Regions from separate parts of the Homo sapiens genome. Here region 1 is linked to region 2. A link is an interaction called in ENCODE POLR2A ChIA-PET data of the cell type or tissue named here. Cell type or tissue: Panc1. All regions are shown on one strand.

The links. ChIA-PET counts read pairs that join two places held together with the same protein. Peaks named below come from ENCODE experiments on the same cell type or tissue, not always from the same donor. Only the 100,000 strongest peaks of a DNase experiment are listed, where the experiment ranks them.
Region 1: POLR2A ChIA-PET joins it to region 2 with 7 read pairs; 1 of 35 experiments calls an interaction of 5 or more read pairs at or near these places.

What each region holds. Positions count from the first base shown.
Region 1 is chr5:179,613,466-179,615,965 of GRCh38, reverse strand. HNRNPH1 (heterogeneous nuclear ribonucleoprotein H1) reads left to right here. Exons shown (of 14, transcript NM_001257293.2): 13 at 371-420; 14 at 1,007-1,788. The coding sequence ends at 420. The region is part of intron 4 of LOC128966623 (a long non-coding RNA gene); the gene reads right to left. Among named protein-coding and RNA genes, the nearest start is that of HNRNPH1, 9.0 kb to the left of the region's middle. RefSeq lists an enhancer at 2,079-2,138. In Panc1, no CTCF peak of the experiment used is centred here; no DNase peak of the experiment used is centred here; H3K27ac peaks cover 616 bases.
Region 2 is chr5:179,141,995-179,144,494 of GRCh38, reverse strand. All of the region lies in intron 10 of ADAMTS2 (ADAM metallopeptidase with thrombospondin type 1 motif 2), which reads left to right. Among named protein-coding and RNA genes, the nearest start is that of ZNF354C, 83 kb to the right of the region's middle. In Panc1, no CTCF peak of the experiment used is centred here; a DNase peak (open chromatin) is centred at 1,499.

The DNA of each region.
Region 1 (2,500 bases), 470 kb before region 2:
TTATGAAATGTATGCTTTCAATCCAAATGTAACTGTTTTTACTAGCTAATTTTCAGAAACAATCATTGGGAGGGGGAAGTGTTCTTTGAATTAAGAACTAGTCATTGCAGCTTTGGAATACTGTCGAGCCAGAAAATATCTGCCTCCATGTATTAAAACATTAAATAAAGTTGTTCACTTTTTTGTCTTTTGGTTAGCATTAAGTCAGTTTTAGACAGAGGGAGAATTTGAAATAGTAGAATGGTGGTTGGGTTCAGGATCGTATTTATTAGTCAGTTAACCTAGGATTGGTTTTATTTATTTTTTTTCAATTGGTCTAAAGAATGGTGATTTTGGTATTATAGTCTTACCCTACAAAATCCTTTTGCAGACCAAGTTTTACAGGAAAACTCCAGTGATTTTCAATCAAACATTGCATAGGTAAATATTTTCTCAAAAAATATAAATTCCCAATAGCAAATACTGATATGTTGTAATAATGCTTTCTATAGCAGTCAATGGCTCTGACTTAACTCCATGGAGGCTGCCATTTGGGCACAGTGAGTTGCCTTTAGTCCAGCTTGGTTGTCTCACTTCCTGCCCACCATGAATAGGAAAAGCAAGAGACTTCCCCTGTGCTCCCTTTTCTCAAATGCCATTCGAGGGACACATTGTGAATGTTTATGTTAAATTTTTTTTAAAAATGCCTTGTTTAGCTTTAAAAATACGAAGTAATTTTGCAATTTTTGAAAAACACTAGTTTTCCTTTAAACTTAATTTTTCATGTTGATCCTGAAGAATCCGTTAAAATGGTAGCACAAGAGTCTGGCAAGTTGGTACTGCAGAGAAAAGGGGTTAATTGAGGCTTGTTTGGAGTCGGGATTCCCCTTTCCCAAACATGCGTCTCGCCACTTGGACAGCAGCCATTTGTACTCGTATACTTTTTAAACTTTTTCTTGGAATACTATATTTTATTTGACTGGTAGTCTGATATTACTCCTAACTTGTCAAATTGATCTCTTTGCAGGTAACCAAGGAGCAGTGAACAGCAGCTACTACAGTAGTGGAAGCCGTGCATCTATGGGCGTGAACGGAATGGGAGGGTTGTCTAGCATGTCCAGTATGAGTGGTGGATGGGGAATGTAATTGATCGATCCTGATCACTGACTCTTGGTCAACCTTTTTTTTTTTTTTTTTTTTTTCTTTAAGAAAACTTCAGTTTAACAGTTTCTGCAATACAAGCTTGTGATTTATGCTTACTCTAAGTGGAAATCAGGATTGTTATGAAGACTTAAGGCCCAGTATTTTTGAATACAATACTCATCTAGGATGTAACAGTGAAGCTGAGTAAACTATAACTGTTAAACTTAAGTTCCAGCTTTTCTCAAGTTAGTTATAGGATGTACTTAAGCAGTAAGCGTATTTAGGTAAAAGCAGTTGAATTATGTTAAATGTTGCCCTTTGCCACGTTAAATTGAACACTGTTTTGGATGCATGTTGAAAGACATGCTTTTATTTTTTTGTAAAACAATATAGGAGCTGTGTCTACTATTAAAAGTGAAACATTTTGGCATGTTTGTTAATTCTAGTTTCATTTAATAACCTGTAAGGCACGTAAGTTTAAGCTTTTTTTTTTTTTAAGTTAATGGGAAAAATTTGAGACGCAATACCAATACTTAGGATTTTGGTCTTGGTGTTTGTATGAAATTCTGAGGCCTTGATTTAAATCTTTCATTGTATTGTGATTTCCTTTTAGGTATATTGCGCTAAGTGAAACTTGTCAAATAAATCCTCCTTTTAAAAACTGCACTCTGTCTTGTCTGTGCTTCAGTGTCATGTGGACTGAGTCTTGGTGCTCTGTGCCCACCTGGGGCCTAGGGCCACATCTCTGGCTTGGCAGTTGAGGCTGTTGCGTAGATGTCTTCAGTCTTCCCTCCAGTGCAACTGAAGGTAAACTCGTCTTTGGGGCCCTGGTGGAAGGGCTGTATGTCATTTGGCTGCACAGGACCTGATCTGAACTGCCTGTAACTCATTAAGCACTTGCACAAAACAAAGGGGGAGGCGCCAGTGCCCTCACTGCATGCCTGCATGTCTTTGAGGCCTTCATGCTTGGCTGGGAAGGTGCCGGAGGCAAGGGAGGTGTGATGAATATGTGGGTTTCTTCTAGCTCATAAGCTCATAGGTTTGTTTTTTTTTTTGAGGCAGAGTTATATTCTGTTGTCTCAGGCTGGATTGCAGTGGCGTGATCTCAGCTCACCTGCAACCTCCACCTTGTGGGCTTCTGCCTCAGCCTCCCAAGTAGTTGGGGTTACAGGCGCCCACCACCACTCCAGGCTAATTTTTTTTGTATGTTTAGTAGACACGGGGTTTCACGATGTTGGCCAGGCTGGTCTCCAACTCCTGACCTCATGAGATCTGCCCACCTCGGCCTCTGAAAGTGCTGGGATTATAGGCTGGAGCCATTGCCCAGCCTTCACAGATGGTTTTCAAATGGAAGTTTTGAACTTCTGTATTTTTGGGT
Region 2 (2,500 bases):
TGTCTTCCCACTTTGCTCTTTTTTCAATATTATTTTGGCTATTCTACATCCTGTGACTTTCCATATGAATTTTAGGAGCAGCTTCTCAACTTTGCAAAATTCTAGTCTGCATTTTGATAGGAATTATGTTGAACCTGTAGATCAGTGTGAAAGTATTTCCATTTTAACACTGATCAATGAACATTGAGATGTCTTTCCATTTACTTAGAACTTGAACTTCTTTCAATGATGTATTGTAATTTTTAGTGGACACGTTTTGCATTCCTTTTGTTCAATTTATTACTAAGGTTCTTTTTTTCTTTTTGGTGCTATTGTAAATGGAGTTATTTTCTTAATTTCATTTTTAAATCATTTATTACTAGTTTATAGAAATGCAGTTGATTTTTTTGTATATTGGTCTTGTTTCCTGAAACCTCAGTTAATTTGTTTGTTAGCTTTAAGTTTTGTAGGGGATTCTTTGGGATTTTCTATACAGAAGATCATTTTGTCTGAAAATAAAGATAATATACTGTTTTAACTGCCATTTTGAAAGTGGTTCCAGAATGTTTTGATAAAATAAGGGAGAAATGACAGACTCTGATTGGAATATATGTGTAAAAAGTACCTTCTTTTATTATTTTCAAATATATTTGTTAAAGGAAAGAAAATTCAGATAAAAATTAATGGAATATGGAACTAAAGTAATAAAAAATGGGCGATGAAATCAAGAAAAATGACTGACTTCAAAAAGCTCCTTGTCACACACACACACAAATCTATTCCGTTGCTTTTCGTGTGCTTAATGGCTATTTGTCCTCACGTCAGCAGGGACGAAAGGGCAAAAAGGGACCTCGCTAGCTCCCTCTGGCGCTTTTATAAGGCCCCCAATCCCATCCAGGATGACCTCATGGCCTAAGGATCTCCTTAAGGCCCCACCTCTTAAAACTGTCTATGTTCAAGTTCACTGATTGCATCTGCTGCCAGCTCAAATCTACCACTGAGCCAGCTAATTAGTTTATCTTTTAAGTTTTTGTACCATTCAACTCCAGAATTTCTATTTAGTTCTTCTTTTTTTTTTTTTTTTTTCGAGACAGAGTCTCTGTTACCCAGCCTGGAGCGCAGTGGCGCGATCTCAGCTCACTGCAACCTCCACCTCCCGGGTTCAAGAGATTCTCCTGTCTCAGCCTCCGAGTAGCTGGGAATCACAGGTTGTACCACCATGCCTGGCTAATTTTTGTATTTTTAATAGAGACAGGGTTTCACCATGTTGGCCAGGCTGGTCCAGAACTCCTGACCTCAGGTGATCTGCCCCCCTCGGCCTCCCAAAGTGCTGGGACTACAGGTGTGAGCCATTGCACTCAGCCTCTATTCAGTTCTTTTTATAATTTCTATCTCTTTACTGAGATTCTCCATTTGGTGACACGTCATTCCTGTACTCTCCTTTAGTTCTTTAGACATGATTTCCTTTTGTTCTTTAAACACATTACTTATAGCTGCTTTGAAATCTTTGTCTGCTGAGTCAGACATCTGGGCCTCCTCAGTGGTAGTTTCTGTCACCTGCTTCATTTCCTGCGTATGGGTCACACTTTCCTGTTTCTTTTCATGGCTCAGAAAGTTTCCTTGAAAACTGGAAACTTTAGATAATACATTGAAGAAACTGGATAATGATCCCCTGGGCCTTGCTGCTACTGTTTGCTTGTTGATTTTAGTGCCCTGGTCCTGCTGTTTCAATGAAGCTTATGTCCCCTGCAGTGTGCAGCCACTGATATTGCTCCCCAGAGGTCACAGCCTTGGTCATATGCAGTCACCCTGACTGCACCCCTGCCCCTAATGCCCTGGGGTAGTGGCATTAGCCAGGCTCTTTGACTATCTCTTTCCCAGATCTTTCCATTAAGCTTCTGGTCATTCTGCCTGTATTGCTATCACACCCAACTGTTAGCCTTCACTAACTGCTAGCTGCTACTAACAGCTAGTGCGATTGATTGCTGTATTGTTTTTGACAGTGTCCTGGGGTATATAGCTTGCTCTACAATATGACCTAATTAAATTCTAGACCTTTCACAGGGGCAGGGTGTTGCCAGTATCTGAGGTGTATTGAGACCTTCAGGAGGGCTCTTAGCTGTCTTTGTCCCTGGTTCTGTCTGTTTAACTTCTACAGGTTGAGCATCCTTAATCTGAAAATCTGAAATCCGAAACACTTCTGGTTCCAAACGCTTCTGGTTCCGAGCATTTCAGATAAGGGACACTCAACCTGTAGCTGGTTTAACATTTTGTTTGTTGCTATTAGGACCATTGGCCTCCTCTTAATTGCTCACTGCTAAGACCCTTGTTGTTTTTGACAGTGCCCTTAGACATGAACATCCTCCACGCTCTGTTTCAGATCAAAGTCAGTCCCCTTAGGGAGAGCTGTGAAGCCTTCTGTTCTGACTCTCCCTCTGGGCAGGCCCCTGCACCACTGAGCCAGAGCTAAAGGAGCAGGGTCAGTGGCCTGCTTCTCCCAGAGTGACATTCCTGGCCTACA